Regions from separate parts of the Homo sapiens genome. Here region 1 is linked to region 2. Evidence: read pairs that join two places in POLR2A ChIA-PET (ENCODE). Cell type or tissue: GM12878. All regions are shown on one strand. Each heading gives the region's core, and the rest is flanking DNA. Links, peaks and the distances in the headings are about the cores only.

Region 1 (7,247 bases), core at 1,431-6,430, 140 kb before region 2:
AACATATTGTCACTAAATATAAGACAACTTTTTTGTTATTGTTTTTTCCCTCACTTAGAAGTGACAGATTTGGTAGAAAGAAAACATTGTCATTAGAAGTAAAATGAAAATTTTTTGTAGATCACCAAGAAAACGAAGGTCTAGGTCACGGTCTGGCTCTAGAAAGCGTAAACACAGAAAGCGATCACGCTCCCGCTCAAGAGAAAGAAAGAGGAAATCATCACGGTCGTATTCAAGTGAAAGGAGAGCCAGAGAAAGGGAGAAAGAACGACAGAAAAAGGGATTACCTCCAATTAGATCTAAAACACTAAGTGGTAAGTAACATATATCTGCAACGCTTTGGTTTCAATTAATATTTAAAAAATAGTTATCTGCTACAAAGTCTCTCAGCCAAATTTTATTTTCAGATTAAGGTTAAAAGTGGTTTGGTAAATGAGTAATGTCTCTGGTTTTTGTAACATGATAGAGAAGAGAAGAAGAAGGAAGAACAGATTCCATTCAAATACCAAGGTCATTGAGGGTTGATTTTTTGTTTGTTTTTCAAATGCAAGTTAGAAAATACATATTGACTGAAAAAGCAGACTAGGCTGGTATCTGTAGCATGGACACAGTGACTTCTGTCTATAGTATTCTTAGCAATTATGGCCACCAGGTCTGTAGGAATAATTATTAAAGGAAGCATATACTTAGCTATATCTAATTTTTAAAGTAATTATAATGTTAATGGGTTAGCACTACAGGATAATTCCTACTGTACAAACCTTGCACGGTTACATGTTAGTCAATTACGTATGATTAGAACAGATTCGGTAGTGGTGGGGTTTGGTTTTGGAGCAGGTGTGGGGAGGGTTCACTTGGTAGGAATGTTAAGCACAGCAAAATAAGTTTTAATTAGTGCCAAATTTTGCCTAGGGTATTCTTGGTGGGTTATGACTTTTAAGATGAACTAAGAGTTTACATATGGGCAAAGAAGTACATAAAATCGAACAAATTGTCATTCTTTCCAAAGAGCTAAACATTGATTGTGTTATCTAATTTCTGAAGACTTCCACGTAAATTCCCTCTGCCAGGGAGTTAGAAAAATAATTGGTATAATTTGTGCTACTAGAGCGTCTTGGAAACCCAGGCCTATAATAAAAGGCAATAGCCATCTTCTTACTAAGTTTTGGGAGTTCTTGTAGGCCTTGGCTATCTTGCATGAATTTTACCTGGTTGTGAGAGCTAGTGTCAACCTGATAATATTGATTATCCTTGCTCTAGAAGTTTGTTTGTCCCTTAGGGTGATGGTATACATCTAAACATTTTAGTGCTGGCTGATAAAAGAAATAATGTCAAACGTTTAACCACAAAAATCTCTACTGTGCTTTCTCGCATGATTACCATTAAGACGTTCAGAATTATCTATTTATTTGCCATTATTAGAGTAAGGATTTTATATGGAGTCGCTCTCATTTAATTTCTCACTTAATTTGTCATGTTGTTGATTTCACTGTTTACACAGTTTTTTTTTTTTTAACCATTTAATTTTCTATTTCATTTTCCTTTAAGTTCTGGGATACATGTGCTGAACGTGCAGGTTTGTTACATAGGTACACAGGTGCCATGGTGGTTTGCTGCACCCATCAACCCGTCATCTAAGTTTTTTCTTTTTTTTAAATTATACTTTAAGTTCTAGGGTACTTGTGTACAAAGTGCAGGTCTGTTACATAGGTATACATGTACTATGTTGGTTTGCTGCACACATCAACTTGTCGTTTACATTAGGTATTTCTCCTAATGCTACCCTTCCCCCAACCCCCCATCCCCCTGACAGACCCCAGTGTGTGATGCTCCCCGCCCTGTGTCCAAGTGTTCTCATTGTTCAATTCTCACCTATGAGTGAGAACATGTAGTGTTTGGTTTTCTGTCCTTGTGATAGTTTGCTGAGAATGGTAGTTTCCAGCTTCATTCATGTCCCTGCAAAGGACATGAACTCATCCTTTTTTATGGCTGCATAGTATTCCATAGTGTATATGTGCCACATTTTCTTAATCCAGTCTATCATTGATGGACATTTGGATTGGTTCCAAATCTTTGCTACTGTGAGTAGTGCCGCAGTAAATACGTGTGCTGTTTACATAGTTTTTAACTGTGGAATTTATTTTTTATTTCTGTTTTATTTTCATGGGCACAACAAACAGCAAAAAAGAAAATAAAAAGCACGTGAATAAAAAACGCATAACCAAATACAGGCATACCTTGTTTTATTGCACTTCACTCCATTGTGCTTTGAAGATACTGCCTTTTTTTTTTTTTTTTTTTTTTTAAATAGGTTGAAGGGTTGTGACCACCCTATGTTGAGTACCTCTCTTGGCACTATTTTTCCAATAGCAGGTGCCTACTTTGTCTCTATGTCAGCTTTTTTTTTTTTTTTTTTTTTGCAAAAAGTATTTTAAAATTAGGGTATGTACATTTTTGTTTTTAGACATAATGCTGTTGCACACTTAATAGGTTACAGTGTAGTGTAAACATATCTTTTGTGTGCACTGGGAAGAACAACTTATGTGCCTTAACCTTACTGTGATATCTGCTTTATTGTGGTGGTCTGGAACCAAAGTTGCAGTAGCTCCAAGGTATGCCTATACAGTGAAAAATAATCTCTGATTGTTTACCTCACAACTCTCCTTATTCAAAAGCAGTATCAATTTCCTGTGGTTTGTATTCTTTCTTAACACATTTTAAACATATGGTAGTGTTTTCATACGATTTATTGGTCTTTAGCATGGATTTTAGAACATAAGGTTTTCGTGAATAGTCTAGGGGATATAAAGCACCAGTGAATAATAACATTCCAGGAATCAAGTGTCCCTTCTGCATGGGATGACAAGAATCATTAATGCTTTCTGGGGAAAATAATGGAGTTTCCTATGGGAAAAATGTGTAGAGAGATAATATTGAAAGAGATGGGAAATACAGAACAGAGTTCAGGGAGATTAAGGCAGCTGGAATATGCAGAACCAGTAATAAAGAGGAAAAAGAGAATGCCAGGTGCAGCGGCTCACACCTGTAATCCAAGCTACTTTGGGAGGCACAGGCCAGCAGATTGTTTGAGGCCAGGAGTTTAAGACCAGCCTGAGCAACAAAGTGAGATGCCATCACTACCGCCAAAAAAAAAAAAAAAATTAGTTCGGCAAGGTGGTTCACACTTCTGTAGTCCCAGCTACTCAAGAAAGAGGTGGGAGAATCACTTGTGCCTAGGAGGTTGAGAAGCTGCAGTGGGATATGATTGTGCCACTGCACTCCAACCTGAGGAACAGAGCAAGACCCTATATCAAAACAAAACAAAACAAAAAACAGAAGAATCCTTAAGGCTGAGTATACTGGCTCAAACCTATAATCCCAGTACTTTGGAAGGCCAAGGCGGGAGGATTGCTTGAGGCCAGGAATTTGAGACCAGCCTGGGAAGAGCAAAACCATGTCTGTACTAAAAATAAAAACTTAGCCAAGCATGGTGATGGTGTGCCTATAGTTTCAGCTTTTGTGGAGGCTGAGACAGGAGGAGGCCTTAAATCCAGGGAGTAGGAGGCTGCAGTGAGCTATAATTAGGACATTGCACTCTAGCCTCAGCCTGGGTGACAGAGCAAGACCTCGTCTCCAAAAATAAAGGGGCGGGGGGATCTTTTCCATGACAGAGCCCCAGACTTCTGTTAAGGTTTTGTGGTAGATTGGATAATGGCCCCCTAAAAGGTATCTACATTTAAATCATTGGGATTTTTAAATATGTTACATTGTATGGCAAAAGGGACTTTTCAGGCCCTTTTAAATTAAAGATCATGAGGTGGGGAGATGAACCTGGATTATCCAGAAGGCCCAGTTTAATTACACGGGTACATAAGAGGGAAGCAAGTACGTTGAAGAGAAAAGGTGATGTGATAATGAAAGGAGAGAGAATTTGGGAAATGTGGAGGTGGTTTTGAAGACGAAGGACGGGACCATGAGCCAAGGAAGGCAGGCAGCTTGTAGAACCTAGCAAAGGTAAGGAAACAGATTCTCCCCTAGAGCCCTCTAGAGGGAATGCGTACCTGCTGACCCATAGTAGATCTTCAGAACTATAAGAGAATATATTTGTTTTATTCTAACTTCATGTTATTTTGTTATAGCAGCAATAAAAAACTGTTACAAGGCTAGGCATGGTGGCTTGCCTCTGTAATTCCAGCACTTTGAAATTACTTGAGACCAGGAGTTTGAGACCAGCCTGGGCAACGTGGTGAAACCACATCTCTGCTAAAGATACAACAAAAATTAGCTGAGCATGATGACGCACACCTGTAGTCCCAGTTACTCGCGAGGCTGAGGATCACTTGAGCCCGGGAGGTGAAAGTTGCAGAGAGCTGAGATCGCATCACTGCACTCCAGCCTGGGCAACAGAGTGAGACCTGTCTCAGAAACAAACAAACGAAAAACAAACCTAATGCAGAGCTCCTTGAGACTTTGGTTGAAGATTAAATTGAATATGCATAGGGTAAGACTTACAGGAGATAAACAGCTTGCAGGGAAAGAACAATGACCAGGGACTCTGTGTTAGCTAAGTGATTCCTAAAGCTTACACAGGTCTAGAAGATGTTAGAGTTCTGACTAGCCAGAGTGGAGAGACCTGGTTGAAAAGCCTAGGGCACTCAGTAGTGATCTTGCCAAGGGTACCTTCATGTGGGGCTAAATTAGCCATAGAGTAAAACCTGCCTGAAACCTGTCTTATTATAGATCAAAGGTAGCCAGAAATGTGGACATTGACATAAATCCAAATATAACATATGAAAATTCTGCAAAGGTGTCAGCTATAAATATTTTTTAAATAAATGTCTTCTGTAAAAGGAGGCATTCGTGGAGGCATGAACTGTACAGCTGAAAGTAGGCAAGGTGTCTCATGTTTAATATTTGTTAAGGGGATGTGGCTTTCAACAGTTAAGTATCTTTAAGTCTTTCAAGGGGTTAAGGGGTTCTGATTTGGCCATTTTCCCTTTGTATCTTCCCAGAAAGGATTGTTTCCTTAAGGATAAGATGCTGTTTTTAGATTTATCTCTTGATTAGGGAGACACATTCACTTAATCCTTCCAGTACAGAAAGACGCTTAAAAGGTTCACAGGCCGGGTGCGGTGGCTCACGCCTGTTATCCCAGCGCTTTGGGAGGCCGAGGCGGACAGATCATGAGGTCAGGAGATCGAGACCATCCTGGCTAACATGGTGAAACCCCGTCTCTACTAAAAATACAAAAAATTAGCCGGGTGTGGTGGCGGGCGCCTGTAGTCCTAGCTACTCGGGAGACTGAGGCAGGAGAATGGCATGAACCTGGGAGGCGGAGCTTGCAGTGAGCCGAGATTGTGCCACTGCACTCCAGCCTGGGCGACAGAGTGAGACTCCGTCTCAAAAAAATAAATAAATAAATAAAAGGTTCACAAATGGGATTACGGTGAGAAGTGGGTTTGAAACTTTGTTGCACATTAGAATCACCTAGGGAATTTTACAACTCTCAGTTCCTGTCTTTGACACTGCATGCCACTCATCCTCTTAGAATGGGACCCTGGCATCCACAGATGGTTCAGGTGTGCAGCCAAGCTTGAAAACAGGTGACATGTAAGTGGTTGACTTGGCAGAGATGTGAATTAATACTTGTGATTTTAGTTGTTTTTAAACATAACAGATGCAAGTGTTCATTGACAATTATTTTTAAATATATTATCTTAAATTTAATTATTATGTGTATTACTGCTTTTTCCTCAATTACTTTTCAAAGAAGTAACTATGTCTAAATGATTTAGGTCATTTGTCTCTTGTGTCTTGACAGTATGTAGTACTACTCTCTGGGTTGGGCAAGTGGACAAGAAGGCAACACAGCAAGACTTAACCAACCTGTTTGAAGAGTTTGGACAGATTGAATCCATTAATGCAAGTATCAGTTCTTAATAATTTAAGGTTTTAAAAAAGGAGGTTTTTATTAATACAAAGAATCACTTCTGTTCCTAATTAGCCCAGTAATGTCTGCCTTAAATAATACACATCTTTAAAAGGATTGCTTTACTTTGATAATGTCTGTGTTTATTTTGGTGCTGTTTCTCTCCTTAATTATTTTTATTTTTTAGTGGAATTCTAACAAAATGTTCTTGAGTTTTATAGCAGTGTACCATGCTTGATTCCTGACATCATCAAATGTTTGAGTTAGCAGGAACCCTATGTGTGGTCTGGTTTAATTCCTTTTTTTAAAAAACTGTCTCTGAGGAAATGGAGAGTTCCACAGAATTGTAGTCACTTGCACATGACCACAGAAGCAGTCGTGGAGACACAGCTGGACTTAGGATCCCAGTTTCTTTTGCCTTTTTCTTCTCACTCTCTCACCCTCTCGTGCTCTTTTACTCTCTTTTTTATCAAACAGAGCAAATGTTAGGTAAGAAAATCAGTATGGCCAGCGAATTGCTAGTAAGTTGAGCATAACTCTTTCACTCTTGATTCTTGCACTAGTTTTGCACCACTCAGTCTCCTCCTTTGAGTCTGTGTTTTATTCTTCATGAGGCCTGATGCTTTTCCCTGAGGGTCAGACATCTTTGGTTAGCTATTTTAATTGTTCTTTTATTTAAAAATTACGTGCTGTCTTTCTTCCTCCTGCTGTGTGGTGAAATGTTTTGTAGTCATTTGTTTGGGGAGACATTTATCCATCCATCCATCCATCCATCCTGGTAAACAGGAAGTATGAGGAGACTTAATTCATCAGGCGTCTGATTTCATTCCCTGTGGTTACAGTTTTATGTCTGTGGGATCTTTTTATCATTATTTATCAGAAAATTGCCCAGTTTTCCTTTCTAGTCTTAGTTCCCAGTCTTCCTTAAATGGCCAAACTTGACTTTTCTGTAATAGTAACAGAATTCTTTATTTGAGTTGAGTTGAACCATTTTGCATCTTACTTTTGACTGTGTGTGATCTTTTTGGAGCCTCATAAGAAGCTGGTTAAGTAATTCAAATACTGTTGTTTTCTAATGAGGAAACTAAGTGATTTGCTTGAGTTACACAGGTGATAAAAAGATGATTGGTTATGGATTTCAACTTGGGTACTTCAGATTTCTCTTTCTTTACCACAAGAGTGCTGTCGACCTCTCTTATTCTTTTGTCTTTTTAGATTTTACCTGTCAAAACATCACTGTCTTTCAGAGTCTATAATCATATACTTTCTCTGAAGTTTCTTTCTGATTTACCCCTACCTTTAAACTAGTGATTCTCAG
Region 2 (7,247 bases), core at 1,510-6,509:
TGTGTCATGCCACTCTCTCCTGGCTCGTAAGGTTTCCACCAAGAAAACTGCTGCCAGACATGTTAGAGCTCCCTTAGAGTTCTTTTTTGTTTTGTTTTTTTGTTTGTTTTTGCTGTTTTTAGGAACTTTGTTTTATCTTTGACCTTTAGGAGTTTGATTATTAAGTGTCTTGAGGTCATCTTTTTTGGGTTAAATCTTCTTGGTGTTCTGTAATCTGGTACTTGAATATTGATATTTTTCTCCATGTTTGGAAAGTTCTCTGTTATTATCTCTTTGAATAAACTTTCTTTCTTTCTTTTTTTTTTTTTTTTTGAGACAGAGTTTTGCTCTTGTTGCCGAGGCTGGAGTGCAATGGTGCAATCTCGGCTCACTGTGACCTCTGCCTTCTGGGTTCAAGTGATTCTCCTGCCTCAGCCTCCCGAGTAGCTGAGATTACAGGCATGAGCCACCACGCCTGGCTAATTTTGTGTTTTTAGTAGAGACGGGGTTTCTCCATGTTGGTCAGGCTGGCTCCAACTTCTGACCTCAGGCGATCCTCCCGCCTCAGCCTCCCAAAGTGCTGGGATTACAGGCGTGAGCCACCGCACCTAGCCCCACTTTCTTTTTTTTTCTTTTTTTTTTTTTTTTTTTTTTTTTTTTGAGACTGAGTCTCACTCTGTCACCCAGGCTGGAGTGCAATGGCGCCATCTTGGCTCACTGCAACCTCCACCTCCCGGGTTCAAGTCATTCTCCCACCTCAGCCTCCTGAGTATCTGGGATTACAGGCACACGCCATCTTGCCTGGCTAATTTTTGTATTTTTGTAGAGATGAGGTTTCACCATGTTGATCAGACTGGTCTTGAACTCCTAACCTCAGGTGATCTACCCACCTCGTCCTCTCAAAGTGCTGGGATTACAGGCATGAGCCACCACACCCTGCTAAGTAAACTTTCCACCCCAGTCTCTCTATCTCTTCTACCTCCTCTTTAAGGCCAATAAGTCTTTGATTTGCCCATTTGAGGCTATTTTCTAGATCCTGTAGATGTGCTCCATTATTTTTTATTCTTTTTTCTTTTGACTCCTCTGTGTATTTTCAAATAGTCCGTTTTCAAGCTCACTAATTCTTTCTTCTGCTTGATCAGTTCTGCTGTTGAGAGCCTGATGCATTCTTCAGTTTGTCCATTGAATTTTTATTTTAGCTCCAGAATTCCTGCTTGATTCTTTGTAATTATTTCAATCTCTTTGTTAAATTCATCTGATAGGATTCTGAATTCCTTCTCTGTGTTATCTTGGATTTTGCTGTTTCCTCAAAACAGCTATTTTGAATCCTCTGTCTGAAAGGCCATAGATCTCTATCATTCTGGAATTGGTCACTGGTGTCTTATTTAGTTATTTGGTGAGGTCATGTTTTTCTGGATGGTCCTGATACTTGTGGATGTTTGTTGATGTCTAGATATTAAAGATTTAGGTATTTATTCTAATCTTCACAATTTGGACTTCCTTGTACCCGTGCTTCTTGAGAAAACTTTCCAAATATTCAAAGGGAATTGAGTGTTGTGATCTAAGTCTTTGGTCATTGCAGTCATATGTGCATTACAAGGCAACCCAAGCCCAGTAACGGTGTAACTTTTGCAGACCCGTAGAGGTACTGCCTTGGTGATCTTGGATAAGATCCAAGAGAATTCCCTGGATTACCAGGCAGAGTCTCTCGTACCCTTCTCTTACTTTCCACCAAACAAATGGAATCACTTTCTCCATGCTGAGCTGTCTAGATTTGGGGGATGGGTGGCACAAGCACTTACATCGCCATCACTGCTGAGAGTGTGTTGGGTCACACCTGAAGCCAGCACAATACTGGGTCTCACCCAAGGCCTGTGGTGACCTGATATTTATTCAATGCCCAAGAGCTTTTTAGTTGGCTGGTGGTGAATTCTTCTGGGACTGTCTTTTGCTTCAGGGCAGTGGGTTCCCTTCTGGCCCAGGGTGGGTCTAGAAATGTCACCCAGGAGCTATGGCCTCGAATGGGGGCTTCAGGACTTTAGTGCTTTATTTTACTGTGGCTAAGCTGGTGTTCAAGTTGCAAGATAAAGTCCTCTTTAAGTCCTCTTTACTCTTTCCTCTCCTCTTGGAATTGCGAGCTGTGCTGCCTGGGGTTGGGGGACAGGCCTTGGCCATGTCAGCTAGTGTTTCACTGGGTTGCATGCACACCAAGCCTACTGGCTCCAAGGTCGGCCCAGTACTGCGACTTGCCCAGGAATTGTGGTCCTTGTGGCCTAAACTGTCTTTCAAGTTTATTTAGTACCCCAGAGCACTTGAGCCTGCAGTGGCAGGGCTTGCTAGAACTCCGGTTCTGACTACCAAGACGAACCCTTCTCCTCCAGCTAGGACTGGTCTAAATGCTCCCTCCATGGGCACCAGCCTAATTCTGCCCTGTGTTGCTTTCCACTGTATCAGGGCAGCACTGAGTTGCAATGCAAAGCTCCATAATGACTTCCCTCTCCCTCTTCCAAAGACACAGATTCTCTGCATCATGCTGCGCTCCTAGGGGAAGGGCGAAGGGTAGTGTGAGCAATTCAAGGCTGTCTTTCCCACCCTCTTCAGTGCCTCTTCCTTGATATGATGTTAAAACCAGGTACTGTGATTGCTCACCTTATTTTCTGGTTCTTTTGAAGGTGCTGTCTTCTGTGGATAATAGTTCAATTTGGTGTTCTTGAGGGGTGAGGTTGGAGGGGACAGGGTGGGATGATAGCTGGAGGGTTCTGTTTGGCCATCTTGCTCTCTTTATAGTTATTCTTCATTAAATAGAATCACCAAGGCAGGAAGGTGTCATTACTGCTTTGATTCCAGATGCCTCTAGGCTCGTAGGCCATTTGAAGGCTTCCAAAGCTCTGGCGATAGAATAGATTCCTTCATGGACCCCCATTCCTACTCCTCTACAGTATCCATGCCACGTGAAGATAGCAGTAGGAGAAGATTCCTCCAGCTTCCTCCAGAGTGTGAAGGGGGTGCTGAGGATGGAGCTTCTGAGCCTGAATCTCTGCCGACTCAGGAGACGTCAGAGTCTGTGTTCCGTGACTGGCTCCCCAGCAATCTCACCAGATGTGCTTAGATTTGGGTGGACTCAGTCACGCTGCCCAAAGCTGCATTCACTCATAGGGAGAGCAAGGGACCCACAGTACTGCTGCCATGTCCCTTTGAGGTGGCCTCTGTGTGCACCTGCTGGTCCTCCAGCCCAGTCTGCTCTCTGTACACAATCCCCATGAGCAGCATGAGTGCCAAGAACTGCTCAGTGCTCAGGTCTGGCACCTGGGCTTCTTTCACGTGCTCATAAGGCAGCCAGCGTGTTTCCCTAGGTACCCCGGAGGCTTTGGGCACAGAGGACCACACGTCCAGAAGTTTGGGCCATTCACATGTGTGCCATGTGGACCTCTCTGGAGAAGAGAGCTGGGTGCACATCTCAGCGTGTGCAATGGGCATGAGTGTGTTTGGCAAGCATGCTCAGGATGAAGATCACCCCCTCCTTTATCCCACTGCTTCCTGTAGCTTCCAAACCACCTCCTCAGAAGTGTCATCTCCAGCCACTGCTTCCTGTAGCTTCCAAACAGCCTCCTCAGAAGTGTCACCTCCAGCCACTGCTTCCTGTAGCTTCCAAACGGCCTCCTCAGAAGTGTCACCTCCAGCCACTGCTTCCTGTAGCTTCCAAACGGCCTCCTCAGAAGTGTCACCTCCAGCCACTGCTTCCTGTAGCTTCCAAACGGCCTCCTCAGAAGTGTCACCTGCAGCCACTGCTTCCTGCTCTTTCACATTTTCTTTCTTCTTTGTCTGTGCTCTGTGGTTTGGCATCTGCCCCAGCTGCTCTGCTGCCGTCTTGTCTACCATCCATGCATGAATGACTTCCTTAAAAACACCGCCTTGTCTTTCCGTGGTCCTTCTCCTTTTCCTTCCTTCCAAAGTTGTCACCGTGGACCTCCTCTTCCACCCCCGTTCAGGAAACTGTTCCCTCAGGCTCACCTGACCTAGCCCTTTCCAGTTTCCTTAGCACCTGGGCAGGTCCTTCCGGGTGACTCATCCCATCCTAGCAAGCAGATTTTGGGGACATACCTAAGAGCTCTCCCCTGTTCTTCTGGTGAAGCATTTTCTCTTTTCAGAGAAGTCACTGCAAGCCAGGGTGACTTGCTGATTTGAATCTTCAGCCCTGACTCCTCTTCTGAGTTATAATTACTGCCTGGACATTGCACCCTGGGGGATCTATTCAGACTGAACATGACCAACGGTGAACTTGTCTCCCCCACCTTCTGTCCTGCCCCAAATCCTCACCCTAGTATCTGTTAGGAGGGCACCTCTTTCAGCCCTCCAACCTCTAGAGCCAACTTTGACCCTTCCATATCCTTCTTCCCCTGGAAAGGGACACCAAGTTCTGCTTTTCCTTGAAAATCCTTTAGATTTGCCTCTAGTCTCTGTCCTTGTGACCTCTGGCAATAGCTTCTGCTCTGGGCTCCCGCTCCAGTGCCCCATTTCTGGACTTCAACACAATTTGTTTTCTTTTCTTTTCCTTTTTTTTGAGACCAAGTCTCACTCTGTCACCCAGGCTGGAGTGCAGTGGTGCGATCTCGGCTCACTGCAACCTCCGCCTCCTAGGTTTAAGGGATTCTCCTGCCTCAGCCTGGGACTACAGGCTTGTGCCACCACGCCCGGCTCATTTTTGTATCTTTTAGTGGAGATGGGGTTTCACCATATTGGCCAGGCTGGTCTTGAACTCCTGACCTCGTGATCCACCCACCTCAGCCTCCCAAAGTGCTGGGATTACAGGCATGAGCCACCACACCCACCACATCACCCTCTGCTCAAAAACCTTAAGTGGCTCCTTCTGGCCCAGGATGGGTCAAGTCCAGGTTCTAAATCCCCATGTAACCTGGCACCAACCTACCCATGTCCAACCATATTTCCCACACCCTCCCCAGACATTCATGGAACAGCTCTTCAAGGCACTGGCCCAGGTTCTAGGGGAATCAAGGAGGAGGAAGCCTGGTCTTCTCCTTCAAGACCTTTTCAGTGAGGTGGAAGCTGGAGGTGGGGCATGTAGCTAGGCACAGGAACTCTAATGACGATGTAAGTGGCATTGTCACAGGCAGGTCATGTGACACGGGAGCACAGAGAAGAGTACCATTAGGTCAGACATATCATACATGTGGCTTGTGACATCCTATCAACATGAAACATAGCTGTGTTTCTTAAGCCATTTTGTTCACAACACAGCCAATGAATTCTTGTGACAATGTACCAAATTATTCAAAACAAATTTTTTAGTAAAATAATAAAACTACTTTTCTCAAAACAGTTTGATTTATTTTCTTTTTTCTTTTTTCTTTTTTTTTGAGATGGAGTCTCACTTTGTCACCCAGGTTGGAGTGCAGTGGTGCGATCTCAGCTCACTGCAATCTGCCTCCCAGGTTCAAGCGATTCTCTTGCCTCAGCCACCCGAGTAGCTGGGATTACAGGCACACACCACCATGCCTGGCTAATTTTTGTATTTTTAATACGGATGGGGTTTCACCATGCTGGCCAGGCTGGTCTCAAACTCCTGGCCTCAGGTGATCCACCAAAGTGCTGGGATTACAGGCATGAGCCACCGCACCCAGCCTCAAAACAGTTTGATTTTTGAGGAAAGAGTGCCTCCTTTTCATTAATTTGCGGGGGTGGGGGGTAACAATTTGCCTGAATTTCTATATTTTTGAAAAAGCTCTTTTAAAACATCTTGTTAGATGGGGCACCATGACTCATGCCTGTAATCGCAACACTTTGGGAGGCCAACGCCGGAGGGCTGCTTGAGCTCAGGAGTTCAAGACCAGCCTGGGCAACAAAGCAAGACCTTGTCTCTGCTAAAAATAAGAAAAATTAGCTGGGCGTGACGGTGCGTGCCTGTGGTCCCAGCTACTTGGAGGCTGAGGGTGGGAGGATCGCTTGAGCCCAGGAGATCGAGGTTGGAGTGAGCTATGATAGCGCCACTGCACTCCACAGTGGGCAACAGAGCAAGATTCTGTCTTAAAAAACAAACAGAAAAAAAACGCCACAAAAACACTTCTTGTTAGGATAGATGTGGTGGCTCCTGCCTATAATCACAGCACTTTGGGAGGCCAAGGTTAGAGGATCGTGTGAAGTCAAGAGTTTGAGACCAGTCTGGACAACACAGCAAAACCCCCAACTATACCAAAAACAAAAAACAACCCCAGAACCAAAACTTCTTGTTATTGGTAAAAGTACTGAATTTTTATATGAACATGAAAGTTAAATGCCTGACTGATATGAAAATGGTCTTGTCAAATGCATGAAAAAGGAGCGGTTGTCTTCAGGTGAGATGAGAGTCATAGTTTTGGAGTCTTTCTGTAACGTGCTCTCATTTTAAGAGTTCCACTCAGCTGCTTCCTGTACAACCCTCCACAGAGAAATTCCATATGAAACCTCTGTGAACCGAGGCTGCCGTGTGAATCTCTCCCATCAGGAGAACTCCACTTCTGTGCAGTTTTCCAGCCTGTGCCTGTGGTCTTGCATTCCTGAGACTTTGTTGTGGATAAGAAGAAAAATTCTGTGGCCTTGAAACTGTGTCTGGATGGTTCCTCCATCTATTAGTTTCTCATTACATTAGTGGCTGCCCCGGGATCCAAGATAAACCATTTTCCCATGCCTGGTGAGAGACTGTAGCACAGACGCTTGATGTTTTATTGCCATGTTATTAGAACCAGCCTCCTAATTTGCACTGGAAAATTTGAGAGGGTAAACATATGGGCATATGTCTTCATGTGTGCCAAACTCACACTGTGGGCGCGCATGCGGTACACACACACGTTCCTTTTGTTACCTCTTTGAACTCTGAATGAGATTTTGTGAGTGTGCACCTGGGGTAGACCCCTTAGTATTAGGTACAAACCCCACAGCAGCCCGCCTGGGTTTTCTCCCTCACCTGAGCATCTGAGCCCAGGGAGAATAAGCAGGTAAGTGCCAGCCCCTTCCTGCCGAGGCGTGCAAACTCGCCTGCAACCCCTACTCCATAGCCACACACGCACTCACAGACTTAAGGGTTTGCAGAGCACATTGAGGCTTCCCTCAAAGCGCATTGAGCATCCGCATGGAGAGATCAAGGATGGGAAGGGTGCTGGGAGCAGTCGCTCATGCCTGTTATCCCAGCACTTTGGGAGGTTGAGGTGGGAAGATCACTTGAGCCCAGGAATTAAAGACCAGCCTGGGCAGCATGACAAAACCCATCTATACAA

Evidence for each region. Peaks named below come from ENCODE experiments on the same cell type or tissue, not always from the same donor. Only the 100,000 strongest peaks of a DNase experiment are listed, where the experiment ranks them.
Region 1: POLR2A ChIA-PET joins it to region 2 with 5 read pairs; 2 of 35 experiments call an interaction of 5 or more read pairs at or near these places.

The regions. Positions count from the first base shown.
Region 1 is chr6:154,809,895-154,817,141 of GRCh38, forward strand. It overlaps SCAF8 (SR-related CTD associated factor 8), which reads left to right. Exons shown (of 20, transcript NM_014892.5): 12 at 121-314; 13 at 5,822-5,922. Among named protein-coding and RNA genes, the nearest start is that of MIR1273C, 40 kb to the right of the region's middle. In GM12878, for the core only: no CTCF peak of the experiment used is centred there; DNase peaks (open chromatin) are centred at 4,317 and 5,547; H3K27ac peaks cover 631 bases.
Region 2 is chr6:154,947,979-154,955,225 of GRCh38, forward strand. No RefSeq gene overlaps it. Among named protein-coding and RNA genes, the nearest start is that of TIAM2, 44 kb to the right of the region's middle. RefSeq lists an enhancer at 3,382-3,882. In GM12878, for the core only: no CTCF peak of the experiment used is centred there; a DNase peak (open chromatin) is centred at 3,813.